Linked DNA regions of Homo sapiens: region 2 is linked to region 1. A link is a loop called in an ENCODE intact Hi-C map of the cell type or tissue named here. Cell type or tissue: heart left ventricle. All regions are shown on one strand. Links, peaks and the distances in the headings refer to the core of each region. The heading gives the core; the rest is flanking DNA.

What was found. A loop is a pair of places that touch in the nucleus more often than their neighbours do. Peaks named below come from ENCODE experiments on the same cell type or tissue, not always from the same donor. Only the 100,000 strongest peaks of a DNase experiment are listed, where the experiment ranks them.
Region 2: it touches region 1 in a loop (2.5-fold over the local background); 17 of 110 quality-filtered maps call a loop at or near these places.

The regions. Positions count from the first base shown.
Region 1 is chr2:196,579,895-196,587,975 of GRCh38, reverse strand. The region is part of intron 1 of HECW2 (HECT, C2 and WW domain containing E3 ubiquitin protein ligase 2); the gene reads left to right. Among named protein-coding and RNA genes, the nearest start is that of HECW2, 9.6 kb to the left of the region's middle. In heart left ventricle, for the core only: no CTCF peak of the experiment used is centred there; no DNase peak of the experiment used is centred there.
Region 2 is chr2:196,471,576-196,479,656 of GRCh38, reverse strand. The region is part of intron 1 of HECW2 (HECT, C2 and WW domain containing E3 ubiquitin protein ligase 2); the gene reads left to right. LOC105373821 (a long non-coding RNA gene) reads right to left here. Exons shown (of 5, transcript XR_007087827.1): 3 at 4,875-4,927; 4 at 4,366-4,477; 5 at 3,944-4,071. Among named protein-coding and RNA genes, the nearest start is that of HECW2, 120 kb to the left of the region's middle. In heart left ventricle, for the core only: no CTCF peak of the experiment used is centred there; no DNase peak of the experiment used is centred there; H3K27ac peaks cover 230 bases.

The DNA.
Region 1 (8,081 bases), core at 1,989-4,488:
GGCCAGTGCAAAGGCCCTGAGAAAAGAATGTGTTTGGATATGTTCAAAGATTTGCAAGATCAGCATGATGGGGTGGAATGACAAGGGGGAAGTCAGAAATGAGACCAGAAGGGTGGTGTGGGTGTTGCAAAGCCTGTAGGGCCTTGAGATAGGCCATTTAATTATGATTTCAGCAGACATCCCCTTATGTTCTTAAAACTTATTATAATATTTAAGATTGTATTTGTGCTGCAAAGACTGCACTGGTGAGTGCGTATAGCTTACATTTTGTTAATGGTCCACTTCATGTTTGTTAATATAATTTTTATATCATTTACTTATTTTTTATTTGTTAAAAGAATATTTTTTGTTTTTGCTGTTCTTAAATTGTATTCCCATTTCACAAAACTAGATAAGTGGTTCAAAAGTAGTTCATTGAAGTGTAAAAATAGTGATGAAAATAGTACTGTAAATGCTACATTTCAGAATACCATAAACATACTTAGAGAACTGAATCCCACTGCATATAAAATGGGAATATGTATGTATAGAGACAAGGGAATCTCTGAGAGTGACAATTTCAGAACAGTAGCTGAAATTGAAAAGTGCAAATGGAAATATGACAATGACTATCTCAAAACTATTTTTTATTGGACTTGCTATCCCCATTAGGACCAAATGAATCCGTAATCGTTGCCTGTTATGAAACTTTGTCCAATAGTGGCATGAAGCCATGGATGTTTTTGTGTCATTTTCGAACAAAGCACAGTGGCTTCTCTGTTATACTATTGAAGTTTTCTAGGACAGGCACACAATAATGCTTTCCTTTATAAAATTAATGTATTATATGGCTAAAGGTAGGTAAGAGATTATAATTCTATTAGCATCATTAAAGGATCCTTGTAGCAAAATAAGTATGAGTCATATTATTGAAGAGACACTTGGAAAATCAGCTGGAAAGTTAAAGACAAACATTATCCTTAGAGAGAAACCAGAAGTTATTGACAAAACTCCTTTGTCAAATAACATGGTTGGCTGTGGCATAATATCAGTGGAGTGGAGTGTGGAAGAGCGATTACTATCAAGTGCACGCTAGCAGATATTTCACTTTATGGTTGGATGAAACCACCGATGTCATGCAGAGAATGAATCAGCTTTTGGCATTTGTTCAGAAATGAGTGCTCGGTGATGCTTTTGTTCATTTGTCACTGAAAACTTGTGCTATAGGAAGAGTTTTTTTTTGTTTTTTTTTTTTTGGTTAACCATTATTCATGAGAGTGGAAAAGTTGCTCGGGACAGAACTGACAGGGTACTGGGCTCAGGTACAGATAAGGTGATGGCTTCATGAAGAAAAGGAGTTGTACTTAGAAAGAAGCCAATCCACATGCTACCCACTTCATGGAGAAGACGTAATACCCTCTGATCTTGAGGAAATACAAAAAGAAACAGTGGAAACTATGGATTCAACCAAACTGTGGCCCCTGTGTCTGTGAGTTTGCTGTGCAAAGTGATGGGCAGTGAGTGTAAGACTGCTTCCCCAAGCTGACATATGCTAGCTGCATAGTGGAAAGGTGCTCGTGTAATATTTTATCTGTGGAGTAAGATATCTTTGGAGCAAGAAAAACATTTCCTTATGACAGTGATTAGAAATGATTTGTGTTATATCAAGTGGTATACCTAAGTCATATGCTTAGCCCGTGGTGAACTGTGGCAAGGACAGAGAGGGAAGGGAGAATTATTAACAAATAAAACAATATGCCACAATCTTAGACTATGAAATTTTTTATTAGGGAGTTGGAAGTTCACATTGACTGTAAATTAAGGAAGTGATATTTTCAGTAATAGACAGCCATTTATATCATAAGCATAGTATCTCTCAGTGACCTGCTAGAAGAATAAGAGCTCAAAGTAATAGAACTTAGACCCAGTAAGTTTTGATGGGGAGTAGACACGAGTGTATATTTGGTATTTGAGAGCATGTAGAGAACCATGGCAGGAGGGACCCAGACTTTTAGGATTTTGCATGAAGATATTGGGTGGCAGGGAGTACAGGCTGAAGGAGGTAGAGAAAACTGTCAGATTTCTCTGACAGTTGGATATGATCTTTCTTAAGTTTTTGCCTTAGGCTTCACTTCATTTTATCCAAATGGACTTCATACTCTAAGGTTTTCAGGACATAATCTTTATTGCCATTGGCATAATCTAGAAAAAATGAATGATTTCTTCTGGTCTTATAGTGGTATTGGATACCCTCCGTATAGGCCCCCACCCCTTCCTCCCTCCATTTTTTCCTCTCTTCTCTTTCTCCTTCTCCTCCTTTGTTCTCTCCTTCTTTAAGCCATTGAGTTGGCATCTCTAAGCTACACGAGCTAGAAGAGCTCATCTTCTGTATCACTGTTATCTAGGCAGATATATGTGCTATTCAGGGAACAAGGGAAAGGAGCCCCTAGGGAAGGGAAGTTCTGTACCTTGCTCAACTAACTCATCCTAATGTCCGATATCCAGCTATAGCATGCATTTAAATGTAAACCCCATTCTTTAATAAAGACTCATTTCCTTTTTCCCCTCTTTGGACTTTTAATAAAGATGGAATCATTGTCTTTTGTTTAATAAGTCATCCATTGTGATGGCCCTTATTTAATACTAGGACAAAAGTCATTCATGCATTATTCATTGAACCTTATATGCCAGGCTCTATGCTAAGTAATGGGTATAAAAGAGGTTAATAATCAGACATGGCTCTGTCCAGATAAGACAGAATCTAATGGAAAACAGGCCACACATATATGAATAAATAAATAAGTATATAATTGCAAAACAAGGCAAAAATATTAATGTTTGTTAAATCTGGGCGTTGGTATGTATGGTATACCTCAGTAATATACTTAGGCCACAGTGAATCATGGCAAAGACAAACAAGGAAGGGAAAATTATTAGCAAGTAAAACCATATGCCACAATCTTAGACTATGAATTTTTTTTATTAGAGAGTTAGATGTCCACATTGACCATAAATTAAGGAAGTAATATTTGGTATATGGGCTACTGTTATATTAACTTCTTAACAATATGAACTTCTAAATGTATATTTTAAATATTTCATAAGCAACAAATGAAAAAACCTAGTTGGAAGTACATTAAGTGCTTTGTCGAGGTGGGCTTTGGCAGAGAATGTTGTGTAACTGAGACTTCCTTTAGATGGAGTGCTCAGGGAAAACCTGAAGTGTAATTCATCACTTGCCTATATAAGAAGGATGAGGATAATTTGGAAAGGGTTCAGGGAAGAGTAACAAAGATGATTGATGACAGAGTTGAAAATAGCCCTATGAGAACAGTCTTAGAGAACTGGGGATGCTAAGCAGCAATGGAATGCTTAACCTAATGCAGTGATTTAGGTTTTTTTTTTTTTAATTTATAGGGAGTTTTACACATCCACATTCTCTTCACTTGTCTGCCATGGTCAACAGCAGGCAAGACAAGTGATTCAATTTAGAATTATGGGTTGGAGAAGAATCAGAATTTTGTTCTGCACTTGAGGAAAAATTGGAAAGGATCTGAGAGGTAAACTAGTTTAGCCTTTCTGTAAAGAAATATCTCTTCAGTGTTTTTAACAGGTGGTCATCAGGTTTTTAGGAGATAGTTTCCATGCTTCCTCCACTAAAAATAGGGTGATGGTGAGTGGGACACTCTAGTTTACTTTAATTAGACAGGTCTTCTTCCTGTCCCATAAATACCCTAGACTCATCTCCACCTCAGTACTTTTACCACAGGAAGCAACTCCCACCTGGAATGCCCACCACTTCTACTTACTCTTTCAGGCCCCAGGTCTCCATTGCCCTTCTGTATGCAATTTAAAAACAGTGGTTTTTGTCATTTTTCCCACCTCATCCTTCTGAAGAATATGCCATTCCTGGAATTCAGTGTAGTTTCCCTTGTCAGTGATTGACAGTAAGAGTAAGGGTGGAGTAAGTATCTTATAGGAGGAGTTGGGAGACAGTGTGTTTAGCCTTCCACCCAGATGCTGATATGCTACCCTCTTGGGAATCACTCGTTTGTAGCAATTAAAATCTTAATCATCTGCTGTTTTAGGTGGTACACTAGTTATTGTTTTCCATTAGTCTTCTTGCCACCTAGATTTTAAGCACTCTAAATATATGGAAACTTGGCAGATGCCCCTGTGTAATGCCCAGTATTGATCACATAGTGAATATTCAATAACCAATGCCTAATGGCTAAAGGAACCATCTATTTCTTCTTCATGGACCATTATGAAGGGTTGTTATTTATATAGATCAGATATTAATTGACACAGGATACTAAAAGATTAACATTTTGGACTTTTAAAATGTCAGAAAGTCAAGTCTTGGAGGCCTAGTTCATTCAGATAACTCTCATCTCAGAACTTTCTTCCTTCGTAAGTCTTCTAACTCCTTGCTATTCAAAGTGTGGTCCACAGTCCAGGCAGCATCAGGATCACCAGGGAGCTTGTTGGAAATGCAGAATCTCAGGCACCACACCAGACTTATTGAATTTGAATCTGCATTTTTAAAAGATCCTCACATATGTTGGATGCACAGTAAAGTTTGAGAAACATCATTTTAAATCATCAGAACTCAGAAATTTAGGAGTATTTATCTTCAAAGAGAAGTAAGTGTGGAAATGAAGATTTCATCAGTCTGTGGATGAGATCCTCAGTGCCTTCTGCCATGTGATCTGGAATTTTGCTACTTCATATAGGAGCTTGCCAGGCCAGAAGATACCTCTGCAGGAGTTCCCTGGGGTAGTTCAGGTATGTAGGTGATATTTAGGATTGGTGATTACAGGAAGAAGAAGCAGTTGTTGGCATGAGAAACTAGGAGAGGTTGTCATAAGTAGAGGAGCATGGCAATACGACCCTAAACCAAGAGATCACTTTATGATTGGACACAACTTCTAACTCCCTGAACATGGACTTGTCTCAAACTCCAATACCTCCAGAGCCAACAGGTCACAAATGAAACCAGCTGGATGTGTTGTGCATGGTAGCCTTGTGGAGTGGTGAGGATCATGGAGAGACACACTTCATCAAAAGGAAAGGCAGTGTCCCCACTTGGCTCACCTTATTGTTGCCACATGGGAATTTGGACCCACCATGGCCAAATCTTCAGATTTTTCAAGTGAAGCTAAACTTAATTACATGTAAGTTTGTATGTAAAACATCTCTTGGGTGTAATTTGTTGGTTAAGTATACTGTTTTCAGAACAGCTCATGCCAAACGAAATTCACGTGCTGTTGTGGTGTCTGTGTCTGGTTCGCAGTACCTGTTCTGGATCAACTGAATGTATGAGGTGGTTTTGATACCTGGCTTCTTCAGTGCAGGGCACCAGACACAGGTGTTATGGATCTCTACCAAGAAAATGAAATAAAAAGACGTAAAAGAAGGGAGCTGTATATGCTTTGATGGCCTGATTTAAAATCTGTGATAATCTGAAGAACCTCAGTGGTGTTTGAAGAAAGGGTTAGGTGCCTAAAGGAATAAAATCCAGGTTTTGTAAAAACAGTAAGCAGGTGTTGAGGCAAGGGCAAGGAGATACAGAAACAGAAACTACTTGGCATCCTCAAGCTAGGATCACACACTGCAACAAGGCAGTCAGGGCAAGGATGCTGGACCATAGCTGGAACCTTCTTGTGCTAGAAGAGAAGTGTAACCGTAGCTAGAATTTGAGTTAGTTTATCTTCAGCATCTGGTTATTGAATTTGGTGGCTACCGAAATTGAATTTTGCTGGATTTTCAATTGAAGTTTGTTGTGGTAAAATTACATATTTTGAGAGTGAAAACCAGGTGAAGAAACCAAAATTCTTCCTAATGATTTGCTACTTATTGTATTTGTTAAAGACTAAATTTCTTCAGGGTAAGGATAATTTATTATTATTATTATTATTATTATTTTTCGAGATGGAGTCTCACTATGTCACCCAGGCTGGAGTGCAGTGGCACAATCTCAGCTCACTGCAAGCTCCGCCTCCTGGGTTCACATCATTCTCTTGCCTCAGCCTCCTGAGTAGCTGGGACTACAGGCTCCCACCACCACTCCCGGCTAATTTTTTGTATTTTTAGTAGAGATAGGGTTTCACCGTGTTAGCCAGGATGGTCTCAATCTCCTGACCTCGTGATCCACCTGCCTTGTCCTCACAGAGTGCTGGGATTACAGGCATGAGCCACCGCGCCTGTCCATGGTTTATTTATCTTTACATCCCTAGCATCTATCATAGTCCAAATCAATGAATGTTTCTTGACCTGAACTGATTATAAGACAAAATAAAGTTTATTTTCTATCTTGGAAGTCTATCTGTAGGTGTTCATTTTCCTAACTAAATTTTAAAAAACAGCTTTATTGAGGTATAATTCACATACCGTAAAATTCACAATGTTAAGGTGTATAATTCAGTACTTATTATTTTTATCTTTTATTTTTTATTTTTTTGAGATAGAGTCTCACTGTATCGTCCAGGCTGGAGTTCAGTGGTGTGATCTCAGCTCACTGCAATGTCTGCCTCCCAGGTTCAAGTGATTCTCATGCCTCAGCCTCCTGAGTAGCTGGGACTACAGGCACATGCCACCATGCCCAGCTATTTTTGTATTTTTAGTAGAGATGGGGTTTTGCCGTGTTGGCCAGGCTGGTCTTGAACTCCTGACCTCAAGTGATTCTCCTGTCTTGGCCTCCCAAAGTGCTGGAATTACAGGTGTGACCCATCATGCCCAGTCAATTCAGTACTTTTTAGTACATTCACAACAGTATGCAACCATCACCACTATCTAATTCCTGAACCTTTTCATCACCTCTAAATAGAAACTACATACCCATTAGTAGTTATTTCCCGTTTTTCCTGCTCCCAAACTCTTATTAACCACTACTCTAGATTTGCCTATTCTGGACATTTTGTATGAATGAAATCATATAATATGAAGTCTTTTGTGACTGCATCTTTCACTTAGCATAATATTTTTAAGGTTTATGCATGTTGTAGCATGTGTCACTACTTCACTCCTTTAAATGACCAAATATTTCACTGCATGAGTTTTGTTCATTTTGTTTATCCATCCATCAGTTGATGGACAATGAGGATGGTCTCATTTTTCGGCTATTATGAATAATGCTGCTATGAACATTTATGTAAAAGTTTTTGTGTGGATGTATGTTTTTAGTTCTTTTGCATATATATAGGAGTAAAATTGTGGGCCATATGGTAAATCTGTGTTTTGAGGACCTGATTAACAGAAAGTAGGTGCAACATTTTATATTCTAATCGATGTATGAGAGCTCCAGTTTCTCCACCTCTTTCCCACTTTTTTTTTTTTTTTTGCCATTGTAGCGGGTGTGAAGTTGTGTTTCATTAAGGTTTTCGTTTGTATTTCCATGATGACTAATGATGTTGAACATTTTTTCATGTGCTTATTGGTTATTTAACTATCTTCTTTGAGGAATTGTCTATTCAAATTCTTTGCTAATTTAAAAAATAGAGTTGTCTTTTTATTGTTGAGTTTTAAGACTTCCTTGTATTATGGATACTAGACCCTTAAGAGATATATGCCTTGCAAATATTTTCTTCTGTTTTGTAGATTGTTTTTTCACTTTATTGATAGTGTCTTTTGAAGCAGAAAAGTTTATAAATTTAATGAAATCCAACTCACCTTTTTAAAAATGGTTCCTTGTGCTTTTGGTGTTATAACTGTCCTTGTTGATCTTTAGTTGTTTTATCCATGAGGAGAAGTGGGATATTGATGTCTCTGACTATTGTTGTCCATTTCTCCCTTTAGCTTTGTCAGTTTTTGCCCATGTATTTTGCTGCCTTGTTGTTAAGTGCATATATGTTTATAATCATTATGTTTTCCTTTTCAATTGATCCTTTTATCATTACAGAATATCCTTCTTTGTCTTAAGTAACAATTTTTGTCTTAAAGTCTATTTTGTCTGATACTAATATTATCACTCCAACTCTTTTTTTGGTTGCTGTTATCATGTTGTATTGGTTTGCTAGGGCTGTCATAGAAAATACCACACTCTGGGTGACTTACACAACAGAAATTTATTTTCTTGCAATTCTGGAGGCTGGAAGTATAAG
Region 2 (8,081 bases), core at 3,444-5,943, 110 kb after region 1:
TATTGAGTACTGTGTTAACACAGTGTAATGTGCTTGGTTAAGCATTGAGTGGAGACTCAGCCAATGAGACAGAATGCATAGCTGTGGTCCAGTGATCCAGTGATTCACAATTAGAGGCAGCCTGGGAAATGTGGTGGGGCAATCTTGATTGTGACTGGGAATGGCTACTGGAATTTAGTGAACACTGTTCTGCAATACTGGACACATCCCTGCACAAGGAAGAACTGTTCCACCCAAATGCCAGTAGCACTTCTTGTTCTGGAGATTGGAAACTCCTTACTGATGAAAGCCTCAGGACCTTGGCAGTGAAAGAGCATGCAATCTTGCTGCCAAACATAAATTATTGCTCCTTGTTGTTTTTATGTCTATAACAGAATGATGAATATTATGCCAAGTGCCAAAGGTACTTTGGGGGTTTTAGATAAAAAATTTCCTTTTGGGAGAGAAGGAGAAGATGTGTGGCTGAGATAGAGTTAGAAGTGGTGTGAAAGGCCCTGGGTTCACTTTCTTATTTTGCCATCAACTTGTATGTGCTCGCAGTGATCAATTTTCTGCACCACTTCTTCTTTATCCATTACATTGGAAAAGGAGAGGGAAACTTTGCATCCCAGTGGAGTGAGCTGATGCTCTACTGTATTGTTCTGAATTATGTACCCCTCTTGTTGGCCCTCACATTGGCTGTGTTGCTCTTCACAAAGTGGGGTCCTAATGAGTGCCGCTTGGCCTCTTCTTTCTCTTGGGATAAAACCCAGTAATCATCAAGTTTGCCGTAAGATGACCCCTCTTCTATGTACCACAAATAGAGGTTGTCTTGGCTGTAGCCCTGGCTCCTGCTTGTTCTAACTGGTGCTGTGGGTGAGTTTCTATTTGGGGATGCACATCAGCACAGAAATTCCCATGACATAGAGAGGAAGGTAGCTTTCTAGGGCCTTAAACTGCCCTGTCCTCCATTGTAGGGCTGGATTGCTTCTTCTGCTGAGTTGGGGGTCTCCTCTGACTCTTTTGACATACTTTTTTTAATGATAAGTTCTTCATGAAAATGTTTGTGGGGATTAGGTAAAAAGTAACTGTTGAGAGTGAAGTTAAAATGAATAGTGATAATAATAATTATTCCCGTTCAAGATACCGTTTTAATCCACTCAGTTTGTTGGGTATAAGTAACAGAATGTTTAAACTTAAAGAACTAGATAGATAACAGTGACTGCAAAGCTACTGGGCAATGTGAAACCTGCTTTTTATATCACTGGACAGTAAAAGTAGTAATACCATCACAGACCAGCAGCCAGGAGACTCATCTGTGGAAATGTCACAAGAACCATTGTGAGTTAGTTGAGCAGGGACTTCAGTGGGATGTTTTTCCTTCTCCTTTCTGCCTGTCCAAATCCTACAGCTCCTCAGAGCCTAGATCAGGTCCCTTCTTGGCCTGAAGCCACTCCTGATGTGGTGACACTCTGATTTCTCCTTTTGAATTTTCTGCTGTTTCTGTGCCTCACAACCAAGTGTCTAAGTTTCTTTAGAGACACGGTTCATGAGTGGGACTTGTGTACTCTGTGAGTTTTTTTTTGTTTGTTTTTGTTTTGTTTTTTGGATGTTTGTTTGTTTTTTGAGACAGAATCTCACTCTGTTGCCCAGGCTGGAGTGCAGTGGCATGATCTCGGCTCACTGCAACCTCCGCCTCCCAGGTTCAAGTGATCCTTCTGCCTCAGCCCCCCTAGTAGCTGGAATTACAGGCACGTGCCACCATGTTCGGCTAATTTTTGTATTTTCAGTAGAGACGGGGTTTCGCCATGTTGGCCAGACTGGTCTCGAACTCCTGACCTCAGGTGATCCACCCGCCTCAGCCTCCCAAAATGCTGGGATTACAGGTGTGAGTCACTGCACCCAGCCTCTCTGTGAGGTGTTTAACTCCTAGAAGACAGGGGTGGTCCTTGTACCCGCTTCTTTCCAAGCCTCCTTCCAAGCCTGCCAGTGGGAGCTTGGAATGTTTCTGTCAGTTTTATTCAGATTTCATGTAAAAGAAATATGTAGCACTCATTCAGATTTTTGTGATTATTTGAAAAGGATTAAAGGGAGATAAATTAATAGCATAGACTTTGTGTGAAATTATGGCTCTATTGAAAATGAAATCCCCTGTGACAGTTGAAGGGATTTTGAGGAAAAATGCATTATGTATCCCATTTAGACTTTTCCTTCTGAAACACTTGAAAGCTGAGAACTGCCTGGAAGAACTGTTTTCTTTATTTTAAAAAGCATGTAAGATTTCATACAAATGGTCTATTAATTTCTAACTTTAATAAAGGAATTTTGATTGAGTTTGATGTTTTTTAATGGCAGCAATTTGATGAATTGAATAGACCAAATTTTTATTAGACAACTGCTGGAAAAATATTCATTACAACATTCTTCCACATATTAAATATGGCCAATTTCTCATTTGCATGTATTCATTTAGCTTTTTCTTTTAATAAGTTGAGGTCATGATATTACTTCTAATTTTTTTTTTTTTTTCGCTTTTCCCTCCAGGGAAAAAACCTCACCTACACAGGAGTGCAGTGGTGTAATCACAGCTCCTGTTAACCTCAAACTCCTGGGCTCAAGTGATCCTCTCACCTCAGCCTCCCAAGTAGCTAGGATTACAGGTGTGTGCCACCACGCCTGGCTAATTTTTAAAGTTGTTTTCCTTTTTTTTTTTTTTTTTTTTTTTTTTTTGTGGAGATGGGGTCTTGTCATGTTGCCAGGTCTGGTTTTGAACTCCTGGCCTCAAGTGATCCTCCTGCCTTGGCCTCCTAAACTGCTGGAATTACAGGCATGAGCCATTGCACCCAGCTGAAAAACCTCAATCTTTTACAGTTCAGAATTCCACTGTTCTGTGTACCCCAAATTTTAAGCTCCCTTCTTTTCTGAATTTATCAGTAACCAAATTAGATAATTGTCACAATATAAAACCAGTGAGAGCTTTGGACAAAATGTAAATTAACTATAATCTTTTTAGATTGTTAGATGTTTAATGTCTTGTGGATTAAAAAAAATCTACTTGATAGTTATTAACTGAACTTTTTCAAAATGACTCTGTTAGAAGACTTAATTCCTAACATTTATTGAGAGATAACTTTCTGCTGGGCACTGTTTTAAGCACTTTGCCTGTGTCATCTTATTTTTTGCCCCAACAACTTGATAGATGTGCCATTGTCGCCTGCCTTTTTTTTTTTTTTTTGAGATGGAGTCTCGCTTTGTCATCCAGGCTGGAGTGCAGTGGCACAATCCCGGTTTATTGCAACCTTTGCCTCCTGGGTTCAAGTGATTCTAGTGCCTCAGCGACCTAATAGCTGGGACCACAGGCATGCGCCACCACACCCGGCTAAGTTTTGTATTTTCAGTAGAGATGGGGTTTTGCCATGTTGGCCAGGCTGGTCTCAAACTCCTGACCTCAGGTGATCTGCCCACCTAGGCCTCCCAAAATGCTGGGATTACAGGCATGAGCCACTGCTCCCAGCCCACCTGCCTTTTTTTTTTTGATGAGGAAACTGAGGCACGGAGAGATTATACAGCTTGCTAAAATGATAGAGCCAGAATTAGAACCCAGGCTGTTTGACTCTAGGGTCATTCACTACACCAAATGGGTTTTCCCTGTGTCAGAGAAATGTATTGAGGGTCCTATGCTAGATGAACATGGTGAGGCACAGCGGGTCCGAGGCTGGAAAAATGTGCAAGAGGATTTGAAGACAAGGCAGAACAAGGAGAGTCCTGAGATTGGCTGTGGTTTGCCTGAATGCTCTCCTGTAGCAACACCCAGTTTGCCTTTTGAAACTGTCCTTCCTTCTGATGCCGGAAGTGGGCAAATGGCCCAGGCCAGGCCAATCAGAGGAGTCCTTGCACCTCTCAGACCACAGTGATTGGTTCACAAATGGGCAGATAACCAACAGAGGCCAATTAAGCTGATGAGTTTTCATTCTGGAAATTTTATTGCAGTGCTTTAGAAAGAGATCCTGTCTTTTCACTGAATTTAAAGCTGGGAAGATGTAGGCCTGGTGCTGCTGGCAGATATCTTGTCACTGCTAAGATGAGACCCTGCTAGTAAGTGGGGATCATGCAGAGAAAAGCAGAGGTTAGAAATCGGGAAAAAGAGGTGAAGTTCTGATAATATCCCCTGGATCTGGCTATGTCTGAAGGTAGGAGACCCACTCCTCAATTTTTCAGTTATGTGAGCCGCCCTCCTTTTTTCCCTCCCCTCGTCTCTCTCCCCTCCCCTCCCTTCACTCTCTTTCTCCCTCCTCATCTTCCTATCTCCCCTCTTCCCTTTGCGCATCCCCTCCCTCCCTCTCCCCCCATCTCCTTTATTCTCCCCACTCCCTTCTCCTTCCCTACCATTATTTGCAGCTGAAGGAATTCTAGCATAAATGGTGATTAGATTTGGGAACTCTCCGATCTGGCAGGTTCCTCATTTCTGCCCTTGGCTGGAAGGGAGAACTGTTCAACTCTATAAGGGTACAGAACCAGGTGGGTGGGGGCAGTGTTAGGTGTGTGTGGGTGTCTTCTGAACATCTCAAAGAAAACCACTGAGAAAGGGCCTTTGGTTGTTGATGGTCCCTGGGAGGCAGAGCCGTGGAACCATGGACCAAGCCACTGTTGGTGTATCAGAGAAATTCGTTAAACTGTGTTAAGCGTCTGTAACGATGCTGCTCGCTGGGCCCAGAGAGTTGAGGATCAGGTGCGGGCGTGTGATGATACATAGCATGTCTTCTGCTATTGAACATATTCTAATAAATGGGCCTCTGCCTTAAGAGTCTAGATGTTAGAGTGATTAATTTGCTTAGTTTCATGCCCTTGAGGGAAGAAATTAGAAATCTCAGCAAGTGCTTTTATCAAAAACTTACCTACCCTGGTATGAAATTATAACATTCCATGCTGTACCTTGTAGGAATCAATCCTAAAAAAAGATGGCAATGGAGATAGAATGAGAATTGCTTCCATTGTCAGATATGAAATGACAGATAGCTTTCTATATAAGCTTTGCACATATAGAGCTATGTAGCTTCCTTACAGCAAGGTACAAAATAGATGTCTGTGTCTACTAAAGGCCTGTGACCTTTAGTGAGATTTTCTGAGCTGGTGTCCAAATGAATGTTTGTGAAGAATTCTTTGAGAAGGCTTTCTTTTGCCTGCCTGGTGGGAGAACATCATTATTATTAAGGTAAAATGCACACTATCCTAATAAATATATTAATGTCTCTCAATTTATGACTAATGATATTTGTGGTATCCACCCACCTCCATTTCTACTTCTGCCAAAATGCAAGCCATTATGGTAGCTGGCTGATGTGCACTTTCTTACATTATCTGCTCATTGTTAAATTGATAAGTGGTACATGTGAATAGTCCTCTCATTGTCCCCAAAAGATATTGAATACTTATTTTCACCAAAAGCATATTTATAATACTTTGCTAAACATTTGACAAAACTATATCCTGTTTATTATGAATGCTATTGGCAGTAACCAAGATCACTAGCTTGAAGGCCAAGAGGAGGAGTTTATTTTAAAATACTGCTTCTTTGAATAGTTATTTATAGTAAGATGATACTACTTGATTTCGTATAACTTATTTTATTGGAAGATTACACTCTAATCTAAAAGGTTTGTGAAACAGAGTTTTCTTTTCTGCCTCCTGAAGTTGGTTCTAGAAAAATTCTCGCTGCATTGTATCAGGCAAAAGCCCACACTCTCACTCACATTTTCTGGTGATGTGCCATTTTCTAAATATGTCCTGCCTGTTCCAAAATGAATATCAATAGCTGGAAGCAGTTGGAGAATGTTAATTTAGCACTTGTGTTACAGAGTGGCATTCAGTTTCCTAGATTGTGTCCTGTTCCCACGTGGGCTTTTCAAGTGATTTATTATCTTTTTCAAGCAAAGCATCCAACACGAATAAGGCCAGACCTGTTACTGCACTGGTTGGCAGTTATGTCAACCTTTGTCTTGAAGCCTGATATGAAATTTGGTCTGTAGAAAGTTGGCAGACATAGGCTATTTTCAGACTGTAGTTTTAGTCATCTAGTTCAAGATATTTTTTGACTAATAAATTATCTCTAAAAAAAATCCAGTCCTCCTGTATAATCTCTATTTTTAACTTTCAGGGTCTGGATGTAGGTTACTTGGACAGGTGGTTTAGAAAGTCCATTAATGGTCATCCCTAACAGTGGTTTTTAAACTTTTTAGACCTTGCACTTTGATCAGTAAAAAATGATTTATAAATGACATGACATACCACTGTGCAGGAATATATTATATAAATTAATTTAGATTTGTGTCTGTTATGTATTTTCTATAACAGATGAAACCTAGAAATTGAAAGGATTTTATGGAAAAACACATAGTTCCAATATTTTCTTCTTGTGGCCCAATGCACTCCACTTTGGAAGCTACTGATTTAGAAAACAAAACATTATTCAGTACATGCAAATGGTTCTTTTGGAGCTATCACACTTATCCTAGTTTGATTTTTGAAAAATGTGGTTTTTAGTAAACTTCAGAATAAATGTGTCTTGAGTACAACTTCTGGTCACGATCAATTGCTATCAGTTATCTGTTTCAGTTATCTATTATGGGAGTGTGGTAACCAATTAACCAGGACAAGATTCTACAATTTCATTATGAAATATTTAAGACATACAAAAGTATAAAATGTAATATGACAAATGTGCATGTTTTAATCCACCACCTTAAAAAAGTTACCTTCCAGCTGAGTGCGGTGGCTCCGGCCCGGAATCCCAGCACTTTGGGAGGCCAAGGCGGGTGGATCACTTGAGATCAGGGGTTCGGAACCAGCCTGGCCAACATGGCGAAACCCCGTCTCTACTAAAAATACAAAATTAGCTGGATGTGGTGATGCATGCCTGTAATCTCAGCTACTTGGGAGGGTGAGGCAGGAGAATCGATTGAGCCCGGGAGGTGGAAGTTGCAGTGAGCTGAAATCGCGCCATTGCACTCCAGCCTGGGCAACCAGAGTGAAACTCCATCTCAAAAAAAAAGAAAAAGAAAAAGAAAAAAAAGTCATCTTCCTCCTACAGAGATCCACTATTCTGATCTGCCTTTTTAAATTTCCATGTAACTATAGACCTATGTTTGGGTCCTAAACAGTGAGTTACTATTTCACTTTTTTTTTTTTTTTTTTTTTTTGACGGAGTCTCTGTCACCCAGGCTGGAGTGCAGTGGTGCAATCTCAGCCCACTGCAGCCTCCACCTCTCAGGTTCAAGTGGTTCTCCCACCTCAGCCTCTCGAGTAGCTGGGATTACAGGCGCCCCCCGCCCCTGACCACCCCCAAATTTTTGTATTTTTAGTAGAGACAGGGTTTCTCCATGTTGGCCAGGCTGGTATTGAACTCCTGACCTCAAGTGATCCTCCTGTCTTGGCCTCCCAAAGTGCTGGGATTACAGGCATGAGCCACCACACCCAGCCTGTTTTGAACGTTTTAAACTTTATGCAGTACCTACATACAATATATAGCATACATTTGACTACAACTATTTTTTTTTCGCCCTCTAAATGTGGTTGATTATGGGTAAATCTAGTTCATTCATTCCCACAGCTGCATTCTCTAAAGTTTGAGAATGCCACAGTATATCCATTCGTCTATAAGTGACTTTTAGGTTCTCTCTTGCTTTTCTTTTTTTTTTTTTTTTAAACTTTTGTTTTAGGTTCAGGGCTACACATGCAGGTTTGTTTTATAGGTAAGCTGTGTGCCATGGGGGTTTGGTGTACAGATTATTTCATCACCCAGATATTATACTTAGTACCCGGTAGTTGTTTTTTCTGATCCTCTCCCTCCTCCTTTCTTCCACTGTCAAGTAGGTCCCAGTGTCCCTTGTTCCCCTCTTAGTGTCCATGTGTTCTCATTGTTTAGCCCCTACTTGTAAGTGAGAACATGTAGTATTTGGTTTTCTGTTCCTGCATCAATTCACTTAGGATAATGGCCTCCAGGTCCATCAATGTTGCTGCAAAGAACATAATCTCATTCTTTTATATGGCTGCCTAGTATTCCATGGTGTATATGTATAACATTTTCTTCATCCAGTCTACTGTTG